Regions from separate parts of the Homo sapiens genome. Here region 1 is linked to region 2. Evidence: chromatin loops called from intact Hi-C (ENCODE). Cell type or tissue: heart left ventricle. All regions are shown on one strand. Each heading gives the region's core, and the rest is flanking DNA. Links, peaks and the distances in the headings are about the cores only.

The links. Peaks named below come from ENCODE experiments on the same cell type or tissue, not always from the same donor. Only the 100,000 strongest peaks of a DNase experiment are listed, where the experiment ranks them.
Region 1: a loop joins it to region 2, with 2.3 times the contacts of the local background. A loop is called at or near these places in 7 of 110 quality-filtered maps.

The regions. Positions count from the first base shown.
Region 1 is chr10:44,944,983-44,956,446 of GRCh38, reverse strand. All of the region lies in intron 1 of TMEM72-AS1 (TMEM72 antisense RNA 1), which reads left to right. Among named protein-coding and RNA genes, the nearest start is that of TMEM72-AS1, 9.0 kb to the left of the region's middle. RefSeq lists an enhancer at 8,376-8,615. In heart left ventricle, for the core only: a CTCF peak has its summit at 6,887; no DNase peak of the experiment used is centred there; H3K27ac peaks cover 1,646 bases.
Region 2 is chr10:44,871,775-44,883,238 of GRCh38, reverse strand. All of the region lies in intron 2 of TMEM72-AS1 (TMEM72 antisense RNA 1), which reads left to right. Among named protein-coding and RNA genes, the nearest start is that of TMEM72, 34 kb to the left of the region's middle. RefSeq lists an enhancer at 3,259-4,185. In heart left ventricle, for the core only: a CTCF peak has its summit at 4,072 (motif pointing left); DNase peaks (open chromatin) are centred at 3,931 and 4,378; H3K4me3 peaks cover 1,179 bases; H3K27ac peaks cover 943 bases.

The sequences.
Region 1 (11,464 bases), core at 2,054-10,053, 72 kb before region 2:
AGCCTGTTCCTGTCAGGGTCATTCCTTCCCTTGGAGGGCTCTTTCCCCAGATGTCCACAGCGCTCCCTCCTTCCCCTGCTTCAGGTCTTTAATCACAAATCACCTCCTTTTTCAGGTCGTCCCTGGGCCCTCTGTAAAATGCCCGTCCCTGACCCACGCATACCACTCTGGCATGCTGTATATTCCAGTCTTTATCATGAGCTCCTAGAGGAAGAGACACTATGTTTCCTTAAAAACTGATTCTGTCTGGATTGTCACAGTGTTTAATCAATATCTGATGTATGATTGATTTTTTTTTTTTCTTTTTGCCAGATTCAGGTAAGAAAACAAACTCAGGGAGGCTGAGTTCCCCCTCCAAATGACATGTGCAGATAGTGGCAGAGTCCAGGTTTGTGCCTGATGGCCCAATGTGGTGGTGTCTGTACCACCCGGGAGTGAGGGAAAAACAACATCTACCTCTAATGGAACACACTGGGTCTCAGGGGAGCCAAGGCCACACAGAAGTTCCTGCAAGACTCCTTGCTCCAGGGCGCCGCCCCAGTAAAGGAGGCCTTTGGGAGTCCATTAAGTGAGCAGGGTGTCCTGTTCGTCTTGGGCAATTGCATTCTTTTTGGCCTTCCTACCTCAGAAAGACTTAGGAAATGCTGTTATTCTGCAAACAGTTTGGACTGACTTGTAAGATCCGTAAAAAGACAAATGGAAACACTCATGAGCCAGTGTTTTTATGAAAGAGCCGCAAAGGATAAATTTATGTTTAATTCGCAAGTAGGGAAGCTCATAAGAGCCTAAGAGCTTGATAAAGGCTACTGGGCCCATCTGTCAGGCAGGCTGCTCTGTGTGGTTTTGGCTTGAGGCATCTTGGCACCAGGGCACAGCTTCCAAAAGACCGAAAAATTACCTTCTTCCCTTTGGTGCTCCCAGGGGGAAATGCCTGGGTACAATCACATGTTGTTGAGATGTCATTTAGATTTTTGAGTCCTGAAAAATAGGTTTATATATCTTGATGTAAATGATATTAATAATGAGAACCATTTTCAAGCCATTCTCTTAAGACAGTAAGTGGGATTTTGAATTAATTTCTGATAGATCTGATTGATTCCTTAAGGCCTTTTATGGATGGCTTCATGTGATTTTTTCCCCCTTCATTGTATCCAACATTAAATTAAAAACAAATGACTTTTATTTCTCTTTCTTCTTTTTCTTTCTCTTTCTTTCTTTCTTTCTTTCTTTTTCTTTCTTTTTCTCTTTCTTTCTTTTTCTTTCTTTCTCCTCTCTCTCTCCCTTCCTCCCCCTTCTTTCCTTCCTTCCTTTCTTTCTCTCTCTCTCTCCTTCCTTCCTTCCTCTTTCCCTCCCTCCCTCCCTGCTTGCTTGCCTTCCTTCCATCCCCTTCCTTCCTTCCTTCCTTCCTTTCTCTCTCTCTCTCTCTTTCTTTCTTTCTTTCTCTCTCTCTCTGTCTCTCTTTCTTTCTTTCTTTCTCTCTGTCTCTCTCTCTCTTCTTCTTTTTTGGCAAGTCTTGCGTGCTCTGTCCCCTAGGCTGGAGTGCAGTGACAATCACAGCTCATTGCAACCTCGACCTCCTATGCTCCAGCGATCCTCCCACCTCAGCCTCTTGAGTAGCTGGAACTATAGCCATGGGTCACCACACCTAGCTAATTTCTAAATTTTTTGTAGAGACAGGGTCTCTCTATGTTGCCCAGCTGGTCTCTAACTCCTGGACTCAAATGATCCTCCTGCCTCGGCCTCCCAAAGTGCTGGGAATTCAGGCGTGAGCCCTGATGCCCTGCCACAAATGACCTTTTCAAGCAATTTTTCAAAAAGTCTGTGTGATTCCAAATGTGTATTCTTTAGAAAACAGTTGATGATTGTGCGTGCTTGGCAGGAAGAGACCACGTACAGAACGTTTCTTGCTCTGTTTGCTTTGGTGAAATCCTCGAGCAATGAGGTTATCCCATTGCATGATCTTAACGTACAGAAGACTTTGTATTTACCATCAATTTTCAGGTGAATTCTCAAAAAATCTGCATACCACTTATCTTTCCTTTCTATGTGAAATAGTTTTCATTAACTCCATTTGTTAGCATATAAATAATAACTTTAGGTTAATGTATTTTACTCTTCAACCCATACCAGAGGCAGGCTAGAAATGATAATTTATTCTCCAAATGCACATAAAGTTTAATGATGTATGCTGCATAAGTGCCTTCTTGTTAAACACACACACACAAGTGCACAGATTTTATGTATTATTTTTCCATTATGATTATGCTTTAGAAAAGCCTTTGCATGCCACCCTGCAGAACTAATAAGTGCCTGAGCACAGAGTTTCCTAGGATGGGGGGAGCTTGCTTTAAAAGATGGTATAGTTAAAAATTGCTGCTGAAACTTGCTTTTGAGGAAAAAATAAGTACTTGGCTCAAGCACTTGGTCTCTACTTGGTCTCTGAGAAAAGGGTAAGCTATCTAACACATGTCTACTCCAAACACATCTGTGAGGACAAGGATGGTCTGAAAGCCCACATGCAGAGAACATAACTAGGCCTGGTTTGTTGATAGCTTTTTCCCTTTGTCCTCACCTCCCTATCTTCCTGCTACTGGAAATTATTTATCTATCTATCTATCTATCTATCTATCTATCTATCCATCCATCTATCTATCTAGATATAGATATAGATTTATCCAACAGAACAAAGGCTGGAAAAGGACATCTCTCCACTTTCCTAGGCTGCCCCTGCCTCCCCAGGACTGTGTCACCTCCCCACCCATCCACACTTCACCACCCTTCTACCTTTGCCTTGGGCTGTTCTCCTGTGGGGCACAGAGAGTGTGGGGCTCCTGGTAAGCTGATTATTATTAATGGGCGTTGTAACTGCTGTGAGTTGATAACATCTTAAAAATAAGACAAAAATAATTACGGTGATGCAAGACTCCTGAACAAACTGCATTTTCAATATAACTCTAATTTTAACATCAGAAAGCAGCTTTATGTTGGTCAATATTTTGATCATTTAACAAACAGCAGCACTGTAAAAGGAAAGTAGGCACAAAACAGTTCAGTGTAGGAGGGTTTACAGAAGGACGGCGCTTCTCAAAGGAGAATGTCTTAAAAATGGATTTTCCTCCACAAAGAGCCTGGTGTTGCAGCTTGGGCTCCAGAATTCTTATGAATGGTGAGATATAACTGAGATGCAAAGCTGTGAACTAGTAAGTGATCAGGACCTTCCCTCAAGCCAGGATGTGAAACAGCCAAAGGAAGTGGAGACCTCCCAGATGGAAAAGGAAAGGAACCTTGAGAGGGCACAGCACATATGCACAAACAAGGGCGATCTGTCCAGCTCCTGGACTGCACATTTTAAAACACACCATCCTCAGGGTATTCTGGGAAAACCCACCAGCCAGACAATGTGGCTACTCCCATGTCCTGGAGGGAAGCTCTGTCCTGTCTATCTCTTTTAAGTATGCAGCTTCCAAGGAATGTAAAACATTCCCCAAGGGGGAAGGGCCAAACTGCCCCACAGCTAGCTAGACTTGACCTGTTAACCCTGTGTTTAAAGATGCTTCAGTTGAGTTGACCTCACCTCCCAGCCTGCCATCAAAGCCACCTCTGTTCAGCCTCCCGTTTGATGGGGGCTGCCCATGCCCAAGCTGCCTTCCCAGTCCTCCTAACTGTGAACTAAGGACTAGTGTTTAAGAAAGGATAGAGCCATGTAATTGCAAATTGTCTTAAGTTTTGTCTCATTTGGGGATCATCTCTGTCTTTTTACCTTGAAAATGAATGCTCTCAAAATAATGAATAAGCTGTCGACCTTACAACTGAGACAGAATTAGAATGATTAGTGTATTAATCAGGGTTATTCCAGAGAAACAGTATATATATTTACATATATCTCCCATTGAGGTCAAGAAAGACATGGGTGTAGCTAGCTAGGTAGTTCACTATACAGCTAGATAGATAGATTATAAGGAATATTTGGCTCATGTAATTGTGGGCTGCCAAGTTCAAAATCTGCCGGGCTGACCCCAGCAGGCTAGAAATTCAGGTAAGTTGATGTTACAGTGTTGAGTCTGAAATCTGCAGGCCAGCAAGGTGGAAACTGAATCAGGGTTTCCATGTTGCAGTCTTGAGGCACAATCGCTTCTTTTTCAGGGCACTTCAATCTTTGCTCTTAAAGCCTTTAGTTGATTGGATGAAGCCCACCCACATTACAAAGGGAAGTCTTCATTACTCAAAGTCTGCTGATTTATATGTATGTGTCATCTGAAAAAATACCTTCACAGCAACATCGAGACTGATGTTCGATCAGACACACAATAGGCTAACCAAGTGGACACCTAGAATTAACCATCACAACCAGTAAGCATGGAGAGTTTGACCCACAGCTCGTACTCATGTTTTATCAGGACAGACTCTGTAGCAGAGTGTGGCCTGATGCCAGGGCATTCCAAGGTTCCTTAGCATGTAACGGTGCCTCTTTTTCCTGGGATTTCATCTACCTGTGCAACCTGTGGCAATTTTTGAGAAATTTTTGCTGCTCCATTGGTCTAATGAGTCGACCTTAGGGATTGGCAAACATTTTCTGTAAAGGGCCAGATAATGAATATTTTCCTATTTGCAGGCTGCACTATCTCTCTTGCAACTGCTCAAGCAAAAGCAACCATAGGCAATATGTAAGTGAATGAGTGTGGCTGTGTTCCAATAAAACACTATTTACAAAAATAAGCAGAGGGCCTGATTTGGGCCATAGGTGAAGAAGAGTTTATATGGTATCTCCCTTTGGCAGGGATATTTTCTCCCCGCCAAACATGGTGAAGGGCGTGGATAAGTGACACTCTGGGCTGGGATGCTTTTAGTTGTGAGGAGTAAAAAACCCAAACAATGGGGATTTTATGACCTCACGTAATAAAAATCCCCAGCAATGGGTAGCTCCAGACTTGGTTTATTCAGTGTCTCAAAGTAATCTTGAAGGACCCAAGTTCGTTCGTTCTTTGCTCATTGCCATCTTCAGCATATTGGTTTAATTCTCCTTGATATTTGCAAATGATTTCTGTGCTTTCCCTCAGACATGCCGACATTCAGGGGAAGAAGAGGAAGAGTGTTCCAATGAGGCTCCGTTTATTTTTTTATTTTTTGAGACAGGGTCTCACTCTGTTTCCCAGGCTGGAGTGAGTGGCACGATCACAACTCACTGCAGCCTTGACCTCCCAGGATCAGGTGATCCTCCCACCTCAGCCTCCTAAGTAGTTAGGATCACAGGTACATGCCACCACACCTGACTAATTTTTTGTAGAAACGGGGTCTCACTTTGTTGTCCAGGCTGGTCTCAAACTCCTGGGCTCAGGCAATCCTCCCGTCTTGGCCTCCCAAAGTGCTGGATTTACAGGTGTGAGCCATGGCGCCTCACCTGGGGATCCTTTTAGTACTGAGGGAAGGAAACCTTTCCCAGAAGCTTCCCAGTCACCTTCCCTTTCTTCCCATTGGCCACGACTAGGGTGCAGGCACCTTGGGAAGGGTGGACCACTGTGACTAACCCAATGCAGGACATGGCTGGCCAAGGGGAGGAAGGTACATGAGCCAGGACAATTCAAGCTCCATCAGAAAACGGGGTCAATAGTATCCCCTGGGAGAAGCCGTGCAATGCCTGCCACAACCCTGCAGAGTCCCAGCAGCTGAGGGGGTCTATTCCAGGGGCGAGATCACGGCCTGCAATGTGTGAGCTGGGTCTCAAGAGGGAGAGAGGGAACAGGCTGGAGAGATGGAAGTCTGGGAGAGCAGCTCCTCGGGAGAGCACCATGCATGAGGAGTGAGGCTTGGGGCAGCTGGGAGAGGACCTAGAGATGGGGAGAGAGAGAAGGAGTGTGGCCAGGAGCACAGGGGGCCACTCAGGCCAGAGAAGTGGGAACTGAAAATGCTCTGGTGAAGGGGAGAGCAGCAGCTGGGCCTGAGACCAGAAAAGCCCCCATGGGCTGCTGGAGGCTCGGGGAGGTGGCAGTGAGCTCTGGGCTCAGGGCACAAGAGGCTTTTGGAGGCTGGGTGCTGGCTGGACTCTGTTTGCCAGCCTTCTCTGTAAGTCCCAGGCATTAGAGCACAGCAAGCAGGAATAACAGGAGCCCTGGGCCCTTAGAAGGAAACTGAGGAGAAGCCTGGATGTCCATGCTGTGTTCCTGAGTTTTAAGGTGACATTTTCTTGGCCACTTTTTATCTGCATGGTGTTGGGGAGACCCTGCTGAGGCTAGGGTTCTTGTTCTGGTCTTGGAGGTGGCACGGCTGGGGCCTGGAGGGAGAGCTTGGCACAGCTCCCAGGCTCTGCTGGGGCCCAGCTCCGCTCAGGAATTATCAGTCACTCAGAGAAAACTCAAAGGGCACTAGGCCTCCAGCAGTCAGCAGCAGTCACAACCAAAGTGGGGAGTGGCTCCATTTGCCTTCTCCACCTGAGCTAGTGCTCCCCTTTCTCATGCTTCCTTTATCCCCCACATTGATGAGCCACTTTTTCCTCCTCTTCATCTGCACTGCCACACCCCACCCCGAACACTTAGCATCCCAGGTGACTTAGCTGGAGGGAACCTGCTATGGACTGAATTGTATTCCCCTAAATTTATATGTAGAAGCTCTAATCCCCAGTGTGATGGCGTTAGGAGGTAGGGCCTTTGCAGGGTGATTGGATCATTTGCATGGAACCCTCTTGCATAGGATTAGTGCTTCTGTAAGCAGAGACATAAGAGAGATGACTTCTTTCCTCCACGTGAGACTATAGCAAACAGGCAGCTCTCTGTGACCCAGGAAGCCAGCCCTCCCTAGAACCTGACCATGCTGGCACCCTGATCTTGGACTTCTAGCCTCCCCTCCAGAACTTCGAGGAATAAATGTTTGTTGTTTGAGCCACCCAGTGTATGGTATTTGTTATGGCAGCCCAAACTGAGTGAAACAGAACCTTAGGGGTTACCTGGTCAAAACCCCCCTTGTTCAGATGATGAGAGGAGAGAGGCCCAGGCCATCAGGCAGGTGAGGTCTGTGGCCAGCCTCAGACTTTAGTTTCCTGATGGCATTAAGAATCTCTGCTCTGAGCCTGGAATGAATACAGGCTCTACCTGTTTTTAGCTGTGTGCAAATTACCACGCACTGTGGTTTCCCATCTATAGAATGGGGCTGTAAGGGACCTGGCCTCACAGGCTCTGGGGATTAGAGGAGATGGAGCAGGCAAAGCACTGAATCCACTGAGGTCTCAGTGCTCTCAGTGATTATCATCATTGTTGTTGATACGCCTGCTTGCCTTATATTCTTTTTACTGCACAAACGCCTTGTTACATATGGAAAATAAATCCACCTGCTTCAGACTCTGATGGACTTGGCCATGCTTCCTTTGTCCCAAGATAGACAATGATGTGCATGATAAGATTCCAGCTCTGCTTCCGAAGCTCAACTCAAATCTACCTTCCCAGACTTCCCTCTGCCTGACTTCCTCTCTCATAGCATACTGTTTGTGATTTTACTGTAGTGCCATGTCTGCCTCATGTCAGTCACACATTTGGCTTGTCTAGAGAGCACACAGCATGCCAGACTCACTCCTTCAGCCCAGCACCTTGTGTGATGCCTGGTCCACACAGTAGGTGCTTAGTAAATGTTTGCTGAGTTAAACCGACTTTTGCCCTTAGCAACCTATTCTCTAAGTTTATGCTGGTGCTGTTGGTTTAAAAGAAAGGAACATGTTTCAATGTGGAAAGAGGAACTCAAGACTTGGGGCCTGCAAATACCTCATCCAGTTTCCTGGAAGCTGGAAACTGAAGCTATAGTGGGCTGGTGGCATCCTCACCCCTGGCGGAGCGTGTGCAGCCTCAGGTAGAAGCACCTATTTAGGGACAAATGAATAATCAAAGGCATGGCCCATTTGCTTTACTCTTTATCTGCTCTTTAAAGGGAAATTTGATTTGAAACTCACAGAGTCTTCCATATCAATGAGGTGGTAAACATCTGCTTGGATGGGCTTTTGCTCCTGCCCCAGTTATTCCCAGTACAACCTTCTGTGGTTCTGATGCTCCCCATTTCCTCCAGATCCCTGTCCTGAGACTATGCAAGCTTTCCAGAAGCTCATACTGTAAAAAGAATTGCACAGCATATGTTTAGACTCAGTGCTGGATTTTCCTTGGGCTTGCTCTTAAGTTTGGGCAAATGCCCCCTGGTAATGTGCACAGCTGGGCATCCCTGAGGCTTGGAGCTGGCAGGACCTTTTGGGATGGCCTTATCCCTTGGGTTTCATGTGGGGAATGACCCAAGACTCCAAATCCCAGCAGAGTCAAGTGGGACCATACTCCTGGACTCCTGACTTCCTGGATGCTGCTATTCTTTCTATGCAGCTGTCTCACCCTTGTCATAATGGGAAACTCAGGGCATAACATTCCACTTAACTGCAACTTGGCTTCTCGAAATACCTCTTCTCTTCTGTGCAAAGATCATGACTCGGTTCTTCCTTCTTCTGTGGACCGTAACAAGCCATTCAGCCAGTCAAGCAAGTCCCATGGGAAATCCCCATTTTGGCCAACAGAGACAGTTCCTCTTTATCTCCCAAGAACACTACCCTTTTGCTCCCCTTTCCAGGTAGTCAAACAGCTGACTGTTCATCAGCAGGCTAGCAGCTGAGCCCGGGGCTTTGAGGGACAGATGACAGCTGGATGGCTGACCAGCTTGCAGAGAAAGCTTGAAATCTTGGGCACACAGGGAATGGAGCAAGAGATTTTCCCATTTGGACATACCAAAGGATAAGTTCTCTTTGAGAGATTGGTGAGGAGTGAGATGGGGTAGAATTCCAGGAAAAGGGAATGAAGTTTGTTTCTCAGGCAAACATGCCATCAGCAAGGTATGGGCTCTAGGCTGAGCTGACAGCAGCAGACAGGGCTTGATGAGCGTGACTTCCAGCCTGCAGAGAGAGCTGCATTCCTGCAAGAAGGGAGCAAATGGCCCCAGAGCAGCTGTAGGCACCAATGTCCCAGGAAAGAAGCATTCCGGGGCCAGGAAGATCCTGCCAATACTTCACTTATATCATAATATTTAATTCTTAGCCATTTGTGGATGTCAGTACATTATTATTGCTTTTTTTCTGTTTTTTTTTTCTTCTTGTATTATTATACTTTAAGTTCTAGGGTACATGTGCACAACGTGCAGGTTTGTTACATATGTATACATGTGCCATGTTGGTACGCTGCACCCATTACCTCATCATTTACATTAGGTATATCTCCTAATGCTTTCCCTCCCCCCTCCCCCCACCCCACAATAGGCCCTGGTATGTGATGTTCCCCTTCCTGTGTCCAAGTGTTCTCATTGTTCAATTCTACAGAATGGGAGAAAATTTTTGCAATCTATTCATCTGACAAAGGGCTAATATCCAGAATCCATTATTGCTTCTTTACAAATGGAGAAACAGGCTCAGAGGAGTTCCACTAGCTGGTCACACAGCTGGTGAAGGGCAGATATAGGGCTCAAGCCTAGGTCTTGTGTACTTGATGGTCAAAGTTCTCATCAGTGCACTCTATTTCCTCATGGTCATGGTAAAAAAGTAAAAATTAGGAGCAGTACTTTAGGACTCAGTAGCTCAGATGCCCCGTTTTATAGCAAAACAACTATTTTACTGGAGAAAATGACAAATATTAATTCATTTAAATCTCTGGAAATTGTCCTAAGGGCACACAGCAAATGGAGAAACATTCATTTAATAAAATCTACTAAATTTTGGTAAAAACAGTGAGGGAGGGTCCATGGCATTTGAACCATGACCCACTCCCCTACCCTCTCTCAGCTCTGCCTTATGGAAACTCTGCTCTAGGGTCTTTACTCTGGGCAGGTGTGGTCAAGAACACAGGGGCTTCCTCTCCCTGTAGCCCTCAGTCTAGGCTATAATTTCACTCCAGGAGGGGCAAGATGCTGGTGTGTCTCATCCCACTTGGCCCTGTGTTGCAGAAGCTCTATTCTAGGGAGGCACGGCCAAGATAACTTAGGTTTACTTTCTCTTCTGAGCACCGAGTCATTTAGCAGAAGCTCTATTACAGGAGCAACAGACTGAGAATACTGGAGCCTTGATTACTCACCCTAACTCACTCCTAGGGCAGAGGTTTCACACTGAAAGGGGCAAGCTGAGAATACCAGGGGCCACTTCCCCTAGAACCTACTTGTAGAGCAGAGGTTCCCCTAGTACCTACTTGTAGAGCAGAGGTGCCTCTTCAGGGAAGCAGGTAGTTCCCACTCCCAGCTCCTGTGCAGTGCTGCAGACATTCTACCCGGGGAGAAAGCAGACAGTAAGAATGAAGAGCTTATAGCTCTGCCTGAGAGGAAGGATTTTGTTCAGGACAGGATGTGGATAATTCTGTGCAACATACTGTTATTGAAAACAATGAATAGCTTGGGGAGAGCAATTAAAAGTGCTCGTAACTCCGTGAAACTGGTAGCAAAAAACAAAAGGGCAGGACACCCAGAAATTTAACAAATAACTGGGAAAAGAGACAGCCAAGATCCCAAGAGCCCTCTTGGCATCACAGTCAATTCTGGGAATTGGGAAGCCTGGGCAAATACTAGGCTGTACCCACTCAGGAGCAATCAGAGCAGAATGTGGGGCAACTTGAAAACACTCCCCAATTTACACACAAATCCACACACAAAAAAAGTATAGATGCCTCACTGGCACGAGGGGCTTAAGCACATGCTCTGACCAAACCCTAGACTGGGGCAACTCCTAGAAAGCTAGGCCAAAAAAATAAAATCACATACATCTCAGGCAGTCTAGATCACAGTTTTGTAGGCTCAAGATTGTGCCCTCTTAGAAGTGATCAGAGAAGAAACATCCAAGCTACTGGTCCCTAGATGAATGTAGGAATAAATGTAACCTCTTTGAATTTTGGTAGAGGCCTCCAAGCCTTATGCCCCTAGTTAGATACTTACTTAAGAGGTAAGTGTCTTACTGGTTAAGGGGTCTTAACCACAACTTTTGACCAGTAAATGGCTTATGCTGACCCAGAAGAAATTCTGAGGTAACCAGTCTAAAAGATAAGGACAGGGAGCAGGGACATCAGAAGCCAAACATTGGGGAAAAAGTGACTGACTTCATAGAATTAGCCCATACCAGTCAATAAACAAACAAATGAATAAACAAACAATAACAAGAGACCAGGTGAAAAAGGAGGGAGAATCAGTATCCAGAACTGATACCAATTATGTTCTAAAATGTTTAAATGAGAGAGTGTGATCCACAGGGAAAATTGCAAGCAATAGACACAACTTTTGAGGGGGCCCAGATGTTGAACTTAGCTGATAAAGACATCAAAGCAGCTGTTATAAATATGTTCAAAGAACTAAAGGAAACTACATTTAAAGAATGAAATAAAAGTATGATTATATCTTATGAAATAAAAGAGATATAAATTATTTTTAAAACAGACCAAATGGAAATTCTAGATTTGAAAATTACAATAATGAAATTAAAACT
Region 2 (11,464 bases), core at 1,063-9,062:
GCGTTATGAAAACCACATGGGCTCATTCTTAGCACCCTTCCACTGTCCATTTTTTTCTGTGCCCGTTGTTTTCTGAGCTGCCCTTTGAATGACAGGACCTGCTTGTGTTGGGACAGAAGAGTGGTGAGAAAGACCTCCTCGGAGGCCTGGGGCATGTGTGATGCTCCAGTGAAAACAACAGAATCAGGGTGTGAGCAGGCATCTCCGTGGATTTGCCAGACGCAATTTACCAATCTTCTCAGCACAGACTCTTACAAAGACTGCATTCCTGACTATGTCACAGAGCCCAGGAGGGCAGGCAGAAAGCATAAACCACCCGTGTGAGCAGAGGAAAGTGGCGTGGAGAAGTCGTGTAAGAACCCTTTAATGGATATGTAAATGGCATCAGTGAGGGAGACTAAATGGCAGTGGAGTGTTGCTTAGAGGCGTTTTATGCATTTTATGATGTTTTGTGCATTTGAAAATACTGGTAACAGGAAGAGAGGGACCCTATCACAATTCTGGTCTCTCATTATTTGTACATAATAAGCATATCCATTATCGTTATTTAGACCACTTGCTAGTCTGAATTTTTCCAGAAATGATGTTTTCCCAGAATGTCTAGGACTTCCTCTCTCATACTGAGTTGTTGAGCTTGGAGTCTGCTGCAGGTTAGAGTCTGAAGCCAAATTTGTCACGAGGTGTCTCAGCCAGAATACTGAGCTGCTCAGGGTCACCTGCCCAGGAAAGCAGCCAGGGAATTCCTGGGCATTGAGACCACACGGGAACGTGAGCATCTATTGCTAGAGAGCTGTGCAGTGTGGGACAGGCAGTCCGAAGATTTTTGAAAGAAGCAGCTGCACACATTGTCTGTTTCACCACTCATGGGCAGGTGGAAAGCTGAGCCTGGAGAGGTAAAGTTGTTGGCTGGCCACAGGCAGGGGAGGGGGAACCTGCTCCCTTGGGCCTTTGTTGCTGTGCTGGGTGAAGGTTGTGGAGAAGCCTTGCCTCTAGAAAGAGAGGACAGGAAGAGAGCAGTGATGCCTTAGGAAAAGAAAAAACTGCAAGTTACTGAGCACTGACCACGGGCCAACACCTGTCAGTGCTTGATGTCAGCCACAGCCCTGAGGGACAAGGGCATGGAGCCTGGGTCCGTGAAGTGAGCTCTCTCTCTAAGGTTGGAGGTGAAGCGAGGGGGCATGTGCAGTGTGAACTGGGGGCTCTGACTGCAAGTGCTGTCCACCATTGGATCCAGGTGGCTGGGCATACTCTCACTGTCCAGACGATGACTGGATTCGGGGGTCTTTTCTGGTGCCAGATTTCCAGTGTGTGTCGGCAGCTCTGGTTTTTGTTGGTCCCTTATCACCAAAGACCACTTCCCCTTTGCCCTTGTGGGGGATGTGAAGGGTGGCCCTGAATCACGCACTTCCACTTCCTCTGGTCTTCGCTGGAGCTCTGAAAAGGTGTGAACACCAAACACTACTATTCTGGGCTGATGGCGTTCAATCTGGCCTTCTGTGCACCTGGAGCATGGGCAGCTCATCTTGGTCTCGCTGATGGCACTGTTTTCCAGTGGCTGAAGGAGCAGGTGATGCTCTGTTTTGCATGTTCTGTGCTTTCTGCAGACTCCCCTGGTCACACTTGGGCCTGGGAGCTGCATGGTCACCCAGACAGGGCATGTCTCAGCCTGCCAGCCTTGGAAGGAAACATCCCCAACCCATCAGTGAGTCCTTGCCGCATCCTATGACCTTCCGGGTCCCAGGGCCCAGAGCACACCTGCCTCTCATGAGACTTTCCTCAGCTGGGATTTAAGTCTGAATTGCTTAAGAGGAAAGGAGCAGGTCCACAAGGACTCAGAGGCTACAGCAAGTGTCCAGTGAAGCTGTCACATGTGATTAAGAAGAGAAAGAAGCCTGTCCCATGTTCCGGGATGGACTGGTCTGGCTGCTTAAGGCAGCTACGCTGAATAAAATGATATGACAATGCCCCATGTCTTGAAACTTCAGCTTCCTCCTCTTCATCCGGGAGCCTCCACCCTGGTCTGAAGCTGTCCCTTCTATCCTAAGGCCTGCCTTGCCTTCAGAACCCATGGTCTGTCAGGCCTCCCGGTTCCTCATTCCCCCAGATAGAGGTGTGAGGGAGGAGCTCTTCCCACCTTCTGCAGACAGGCAGACTGAGGCTTGAGCATCTGTGGCTTGCTTTTGAGGACACAAGGGAGGTGGGGGGCCTAGCTGGAGCCAGGTCTTTAGATCACGGCTCTGGGCTTTCCGCCCACCTCACCCTGACTCCTCGTCTAGCCTCATCCCCGATTTCCCCATTAGACACCTGCTCTCTACCAGGAGACCAAGCAGGAAGGTTTCCTTAGCACCCTTGGGAAATCTTCTGTTCTTGGGGTACATTTGGAGTGATTTCCAGAACGACACCATCCCCTACCTCCTGATGTCCTCACCCAGGTGTCCCACAGGCATGTCTGTCCTTCCCTGCCCAAAAGGGACCCCACCATCTCCCCCATCAACAGCTCTTCCCTTTATTAGACCCCCACCTCTAACCCAACACCCTGATCAGAGCCTGCTGCTGAGCTTATCCACACACCTGCCTTCCAGTGGCCTCTCCTTCCTCCCAGCTCTCATCCCTCCCTTCTCTTCACTCTTGCCACGCCTCAGGCACTGATCGTTTCTTACCATGACCATTGAAACTATCTCGGACGGGTCCCCCGCTGTGGCATCCCCGCTCCACGTGGCCCTGGGTGCCTTGCCCTCTCTCACTCCCAGTCTTAGGAACCTATTCTGGTAACGTGAGCGATGGGAGTGCACCGGAGTGTGTGAGTTTGCCGGTGGATTTGCAGAGGGCTGGCGAGCCAGGCCTGGAGCTGGCAGGCGTGAGGGGCTCCCTGGAAAAGACGAACCCATCTCCCCCACTTCGCTGTGTCACACCAGGTGTCCACTAGAGTTGCCAACTGTGACAGTGTCCGGAGGTAAGGAGGTGGAGCCTGCCCCAGGGTATGACCTCCCAGGATCCAGGGCAAAGGATTTGAGAGGAGAACCAGGCAATGGACAGGGTCTTTGCTAGTAAGACACAATCAGAGCTAGGAAGGTCCTGCTCATGAGTGAGTGTTCAACTGGGAGAGGGAAGGCCGGGTTGGAGGGGAAGTAAGGTAAATAAAAAAGGAAAGAAGGAAAAGAGAGAGGGAGGGAGGAAAGAAAGAAGGGAGTAAAATGGAGAAAAGGGGAGACTTTAGATTTGAGGTCGTGGCTAGACCCCAGGAAACCCAGCAGGCATGAGAAAGTCTAAAGTGGAGGGTGGGAAGGGGTTCTGGGTGGGAGGTAGTCCTGGGGAAATCCCTTGAGCTGAGGAAGCTTCGCCTGGGGAATTTGAGGGCTCGGGTGTGGACGGGAAAAGATTCTCTAAGGACGCCCCCTAGAGCAACCCTGGACATGAGGAGTGGGGGGAATGAGGCAGAACTGTCCCAGGTGCCCACAGGGCAGCAGCGTCCCCGGGACACCCTCAGACATAGGGAGTGACAGGGACGAGGGAGGATGCAAACAGCTGAGACTGTGGAGAGCCGGCTCGTTTCCAGGCGGTGTTGCTGCCTTCGCCTTGCCAATGAGGACAGTCGGACACAGGGAAGAAGGGGCTCCACCAGCAGCACCCAGCGAGCACCCGGCATGCCTGGGATTCGAGTGCAGGCCTGTCTGATTCTGTAGGGAGGAGAAAATCTTCTTTCCTCTACCCCTCTAGGTTCTCTGGCTGGGGCTCTGAAAGAGACTGACAAAGGCAGATTAACGAGAGAAAAACAGACACGAGTTTATTACCACGTGCATCACGCACACCCATGGGAACGTCCGCAGTGAGTAACTCCAAGGGGCGGCCAGAGCTCGAGCTTTCATAGCACCTCACAAGAGAATGCTTGTTTAGAGAAGTGACAAGACAGAGGAGAAGGGCTTGAGTTTCTGGGGAGGCGCAGGGCGGGAAGGCCACCCTACGGGGAGCTGAGGGAAGGGAAGGGCTTCAGTGGGACCAGGACGTGCTGTGCAGATTCCTCTGGTGCCCTCTCCAGGCTGAGGAGGGGCTCGGGTTGTGTCTGGTGATTAACTCCATCCTTCCCGGTAGAGAGGGTTGGGGGCACACCTTGACAAATTTATGTCCAGCTTTTTGGTAAATAGGTGAGGGCGGAGAGTTTCTCTTGTATCTGCTTCTTCTCAATTGCCGGCAGCTCCACTTAATCCTTATGCCAAAGTGACAGATTTTAAGGTGGCATGTTCCGCTCCCCTTCACTTGCAAAGCACTTTGCTTTCTTCCAAACTGCGTATGCTGTCTGCCTGAATACCGATCTTCCTGCAGCTCAGCCAGGCTGAGGCAGGCGGATCCAACCCCAGCGCGGTGCTTCACGGACATGTGCGCATGCGCACTGGCAGAGAGCTGCTGCGGCACAGGGACTTTTCCTCTCTGCTCCTCCAACGCCTCATCTCTGCCATTGGGTGGTGAGCGAGGAGGCCTCCCCTCCACCTCCAAGCGGCCTTTTCCCCTCCCCAGGCTGCCCCCTCCCAGGTTCCACGCCTTCCCAGCTGTTGACTGCAGGAATGGGTCCCTGACCTGGCTGAGAGGCATGATCACAAGGGTTTGTTCTGTTTTCCAGCACTGCCCTTAACTCAAACCTTGCTGTGCAGCATCTAATTTTGGCTTTCTGACACCCTTCTTTAAAAAAAAAAATTAAATTAAGAAAATGGATACATATTTGTACATATCTATGAGGTACACGTGAAATTTTGTTACATGCGTGTAACATGTAATGTTCAGGCCAGAGTATTGGGGTGTCCATCACCTGGAGCATTTATCATTTCTCTATGTTAGGAACATTAAAAGTCCTCTCTCAGCTATTTTGAAATATACAGGCCTGGCGTGGTGGTTCATGCCTATAATCCCAGCACTTTGGGAGGCTGAGGCGGGCGGATTGCCTGAGGTCAGGAGTTCGAGACCAGCCTGGCTAACATGGTGAAGCCTCATCTCTACTAAAAAAATATATAAAAATGAGCCGGGCATGGTGGTGCACACCTGTGGTCCCAGCTACTGGGGAGGCTGAGGCAGGAGAATTGCTTCAGCCTGGGAGGTGGAGGTTGCAGTGAGCAGAGATTGCACCACTGCACTCCAGCCTGGGAAAAAGAGCGAGACTCCATCTCAAGAAAAAAAAAAAAAAAAGAAATATACAATACATTGTCATTAACTATAGTCACTCAATGCCACTGTCTTTCCTTTCATCTCCTTTCCAGGCCTGACTCCATTTGTCCCACTTTCCAATATTCCATGTGGATAGCCTAGAACCATCTAAGAGATAAGGCACCCAGATCGCAAACCACAGGACTCGGAATTCTCTGCTTGTCTCCTAATTAGAAGCCATTGAAGAGTCAGTGGACTGAATACAAATTAACCATTAGATCAACTGAAAATGTCAAGTTTAGATGAATCTGAGTTCTCATTTAGATATTTTCTGGCTGTTGGCCCAGCCCCACAAATAAATACACATTTGAAAGTTATCCTGTTACTTTGATAAAAGAATTTGGTCTCTTACAAATGATAATTCAGCTCTCAATGTGGCTTAGGTGAACATAGTTTTGGATTTCTTCAAGTAAGATATATGAGCACAGTGTGTATTATCTTTACAACAGATATCCATAATAATTATAGTAACAAAGCCATCTTTCTATATTTCTTTAAAGTTTGTTTTTTCCTTTTAAGCTCCATCCCAGGAATTTGGGCTGTAATTCAGGGACTTGTAGAACCTCACAGTGAGAGAGGAGTGAAGTCCTGTCTGCTTGGATTTATTGCTGTCTTGATTAATGAGAATTGCTAGCTTTTCCTTACTTTTGGAAGGAGGCTGGGAAATGCAAACTTCCCACCTGCCCTTGAAGGAGAAAGGAATCTGGACTGGATACAAAGAAGCTGGTGAGGAGCATTTATCCTGCAGTCCCTGCTAGGTGCAGGGTGCTGGAGCCTGGAGACCGGAGACAGGGGCAGCACCCCGATGGTCGTATACCTGCCAGCCCTGCTGGAGGGGGCGATTAGGGCAGAAGTCTTTCCACTGAGAAGCGGACTGTGCACTGTTGTGGACTGAGCTGATAGGTACCGAGCTTTTGGACACTGTGCTGCTGGAGCAGGGTGGGGGATACAGGGGGAGTGAAAGGAACCAGCCCCCTCAGCAGGCCTGGAAAGACGAGGTGGGTGCCCAGACCCAGTAGGTTGTTGCTCTGCTGGCCCATACTGTAGCAGTGACTTGGCTTGGTAGACCTGGGAGGCCATTGTGTTTTTATACTTACCACAATTCATGCATGGTCTGCCCAATGTGTGGGGTTAGTTCTGCCCGTTGATTCTCTTCCTCTTGTTTCATGGTACCCTTACTGTAAGGGGAGTGACCAGAACTGGCCACACAGTGGGCATCTTCTAGGCACTGTCCTGGCCAGGAGGACAAGGCCGCCTTTTGCACTGGTTCCCCTGTCAGGTCAGGCCTTGGCCCACCACCTGTGCCTTCCATGTCCTCCTTCCTGTACACTCACGCACCCCTCCCCTGGTAACCATGTTGCCTTTACACCCATGAGCCCTGCTGTGGTGCCCTTGCCAGGCACAGTGAGAAACACAAGGGTGACCTGTAGACGAACTGGGCTGATATGGGTGGATCAAGGCCCAGAGCTGTTGTATAGACGCGTCAGAAATACATGCGTATGAGAAGGGAGAGTAATGAGAAGAACCTCATTCACTGGCGAGTGGGGAGGAAGGTGCTGGCAAGAGCCTGGTATGGAGCTCAGACTAGAGGTGGACCAGCCTTGTCTTTAGAGCTGTATGAAAGCTCGAAAGCTGCCCCCACCCCAACTCATTCACCCAGTCACAAAGATAGGTGACCTGTCATCAGATGGCTTCTGTTTCCCGCTAACAGTCTAGTAACACAGATGAGCCCATTCTCCTTAGCACCATTCTCTCCACCACCAACACTTACTGGTCACCTCTGGATACTGGAAGGAAGAGGTGAACTGGAAAGACAAGACCACTCTCTGCCCTCAAGATGGGGCTGTGTCTAGCTAAGTGAGATGTGTGTGTGTGTGTGTGTGTGTGTGTGTGTGTGTATACACATATATGTATAAAGACAACCATATTTATTTGTCTATATGGGACTACATCTCTGCATAAACACTACCATATGCAGGCTCTGAGGTCAAAGTTCATCCTTACCTCAGCTAGACAGGAGGATCCAGCATTTTCTAATTAATAAAATACCTCACAGCTTTCCTTATCCTGCTGTAGTTGGACATGGAATTCTTTTGGTTATTCTGCTTAGGAAAAGTAGCCTCTGCATTAAATGCCAAGCTCTGTAGGGGAGCAAAGCCTATGCTTTGCTTAACACATAGAATGGAATTGCATTAATGTGAGAAAGCATTTCGAAAATGATGGAGTCTGTAGAGATGCTAGGAATTGTTTTCATGATCATTACCTGAAGCTTCATCCTAAAATGTGCTGACTCTTAATTTAAGTATATGCAACCCAAAGTTATCTAGGCCTGTCAGCCTCAGCCTTAAGCTCTAGTCTTAGCACTGTGATGCATGAAGAGAAATGTAATTTCTACTCCAAAAGTGTTTTAAGATAACATAAGATTGGCCGAGCGCAGTGGCTCACGCCTGTAATCCCAGCACTTTGGGAGGCAGAGGCAGGAGGATAACGAGGTCAGGAGATCGAGACCATCCTGGCTAACATGATGAAACTCTGTCTCTACTAAAAATACAAAAAAAAAAAAAAAAAAATTAGCCGGGCATGGTGGCAGGAACCTGTAGTCCCAGCTACTCAGGAGGCTGAGGCAGGAGAATGGCGTGAACTTGGGAGGCGGAACTTGCAGTGAGCCGAGATCGCACCACTGCATTCCAGCCTGGGTGACAGAGTGAGACTCTGTCTCAAAAAAAAAAAGAAAAAAAAAAGATAACATAAGACTTTAATTAAGTCTTTGGAGGGCTGGCATATCAGGGGTGCGACACACAGCAGAAGATTTCCAAAAATCCTCACACATGTGCGCCACTGTCCTTGTCAGCATGGCCTTCTCCTCACCCTTTCATGGGCCACAGTCCCTCTTCTGGCCTCCCCTAAAAGCTCTGGCAGGCCCTCTTTCATGACCACTTCCCATCTACCTCTTCTTATAGCTCTCCTGGTGCCCTGAAGTGACACCTTAGCACAGGGTGAGCCTCCTTGGCATCCTTCAACACCACAAACAATTCAGGACCAGGCTTCCACTGACAGGTGGGGAAAGGTGCTGAGTACTTTATGCCATATTGTTGCCTTTGTGACATACTCTATAAAAGCCACTCAAGTTGGGTCTAAAGTCTTCTTTGATTTGCATGAACTGTAGGTATTAACAGTGGGGGAAGCTGCACCTTAATAACTCTTGGTGAGGGGTCCCCTGTGGAGTCCACCAGGCATGGGAATTTAGCCTCACTTACTGATGAGGAACTGAAGAGTCAGAGGGGCGATTTGACTTGCCCAGATCACAGAGCTCTTAAGGGGGCACAGTCTGGTCTTAAACTCAGTTCTTCTGGCTTCGAGTTGAAGGTCATGTCCACAAACTCCCAGAGCAAGAACTGAGTCTCAACTCTGACCTTTGGATTGTGCGTGCTACACCAGGAATCACAGCTTCACAGGGAATAAATGTAGACTTGTTTCATTGCACAAACTGGTGGCATTTCTACCAGTCATAGTGACTGAGAGATGAGCAGTGCTTTGGCACTCTAACTGGGTGACCCTCATCTCCCTTGTGCCACCTGAGCCCACCCAGGGGAACACTCCCATCCAGCTATCCTGGTCAGGGCTGCATTGAAACCACTGGTTCCTCCAGGACCCAAAGCCGCTTTTCTGGATGGAATGTAAATCATTCCTACCTGGGGCCCTGCCAAGCCTTGGCAGGATTCAATGTGACATTCAGTTCCAGATTAATCCAAGTTGGAACAGTTTTGCTGAAGGTTTAGAGACCTTCAATTTATTTATCTTCTGAAACCCTGAAACAGCTTTAATAACATAGCTTTGGATTTCTGCAAGTGAGATGTATGGGCTCAATAAGTATTATTTTTACAACAGATATCCATAATCATTATAGTAACAAAGGCACCTTCCTATATTTCTTTAAAGTTTGTTTCTTTCTTTTAAGCTTTGTCCCAGGAATGGGGTCTGTAATTCAGGGACCTGTAGAAGTTCACAGTGTGAGAGGAATGAAGTGTCCAATCTGCAATCTGAATCTTCCCTATGAAATTTCCACCTGGTGCCCTCCAGCGCAGATTCTCGCACCCACAGTCCTGCCTTACAGGGCAGACCATTTCCTCTCTGACAGTACTACCTGTCTGAATGTTCTGCTTCAAACTGAGTCAAGATATGTGAACCCTGGGTAGAAGAATTATCAGGTCTGGAGGGAGCACAAGCAAACTATCCCATTTTATGGACGTGGAAACCGAGGCCTGAGGGAGAGACGCACCAGGAATCAGGAGATCTGGCTCTGATCAGCTGTACAAATTGAGAATTGTGACCTGACCTTGTCCAACCCAAGTGGCCCAACTCCTAATTCTGTGAGTGACATGTCTCTGTTACTTTGGAATATTGATTGAAGGTATGTGATTACAACTTTTTATTATAATATTCTGAGACAATTTTTTATTATAATCTTATGAGAAGCTAAGGACTGGGTGGATATTTTCCTGGGTTAAAAGTAAAGTTTTTCTTGTTGAAAACTTAGACATTCAGAAAATTTTCAAATTGTTTTTATTATATAGAAACTGTAGATTAGAAACATATTGTATGATGATTGTTCATGATGCTTCAGCGTAATCACTTCAGCAATGTAGCAATGACGCCATTCAGGGGCGTTTTCAAAGTGTGGCCTTGGGCCAGCACCATCGGCATCTCAGGAAACTCTCACAGGGACAGCCCTGCTCTACTGGATCAGAAGCTCTGGGGCTGGGACCCAGCAATCCATGCTTTAACAAGCCCGTCAGGGGCTTCCTATTCATGCTGAAGTCTGAGACCCACTGTTACGGAATATTGTCTTCCTGATCTTGATAGTGTGATGGTAAATTTTATGTGTCAATGTGGCTAGGATATGCTGCCCAGTTGATTGGTCAAACACTAGTCTAGAAGTTGCTGTGAAGGTATTTTTTAAACATTTAAATCAGTAGACTTTGAGAGAAGCAGATTACCCTTCATCATTTGGGTAGGCCTCATCTAATCAGCTGAAGGCATTAAGAGAAATGACCGAGGTCCCATGGGGAGGAAGGAATTCTGCCTCCAGACTGTCCTGGAACTCAAGACTGCAACATCAACTCCTGCCAGCTTTTCCAGCCTGCCAGCTTACTTTGAAAATTGCCAGCCCCCATGATTGTGTGAGCCAATTCCTAATCTCTTCTCATATATATATATATATATATATATATATATATATATATATATATATATGTATGTATACATATACCGTATGGCTCTGTTTTTCTGGAGAACTCTGATAAATACAAACAGCATTAGAATCCAATCTCAGCAATTTCTCATTTAGCCCAAGCTCAGCTGCACAATCCTTCTCAGTGCAAGACTCCAGACAACTGCTTTCAATAGGCAGGAGCCAGCATAGGCATGCCACTTAATAGCTGTCCAGGACTTAAGATGGTAACTGGGGGCCGAAAAATTTGTAGGTATACCTGATTTGGCAGAAACCATTTGATTTTAGGCTATTCTTTAGAAAATTCTTTATTGAAAAATATCTAGATTTCAGTGGGAAGTTAAAAAATGGATGGATCCGAATTTGAATCCCTGCTCTAACTTACTCTCTAAGTGGCCTCAGGCAAGTCACTTAACCCATGTGATCAATATTTTCTTCATCAATGAAGCAAGCCGGGAGTGGTAGCTCATGCCTGCAACCCCAATGCTTTGGGAGGTTGAGGTGGAAAGATGGCTTGAGGCCAGGAGTTCAAGACCAGCCTGGGCAAGATGGTGAAACCCCTATCTCTACAAAAAATACAAAAAAATGTTGGGCATGGTGGCATACACCTGTGGTCCCAGCTACCCAGGAGGCTGAGGTGGGAGGATCGCTTTAGCCCAGGAGGTTGAGGCTGCAGGGAGCTATGATTGCACCACTGCACTCCAGCCTGGGCAACAGAATGAGACCCTGTCTTTAAAAGAAAAAGAAATGAACCAAAGGTACTAAGGCTTTCCTTCTGTGGTTTTAATAAAGCTTCTAGGTAGCACATCTCAGGTGCCAATTTATGTCAGGCTTATTGTAGGCGCTCGGTGAATAATAGTTATTATGGTTTCAGCTTGCCATTCCCCAAACTGGAGGTATGCCAGAAAGATATTACTGTTAACTGGGAGTCCTAGGTAACTGTTCTCTCTGGTGAATCTGTGATTTACTGTAACACAGTAGAGATAACATGTTTAATTGTAATCAATATAGCAACATTATTATTTGAGCAATGCAGTAGGC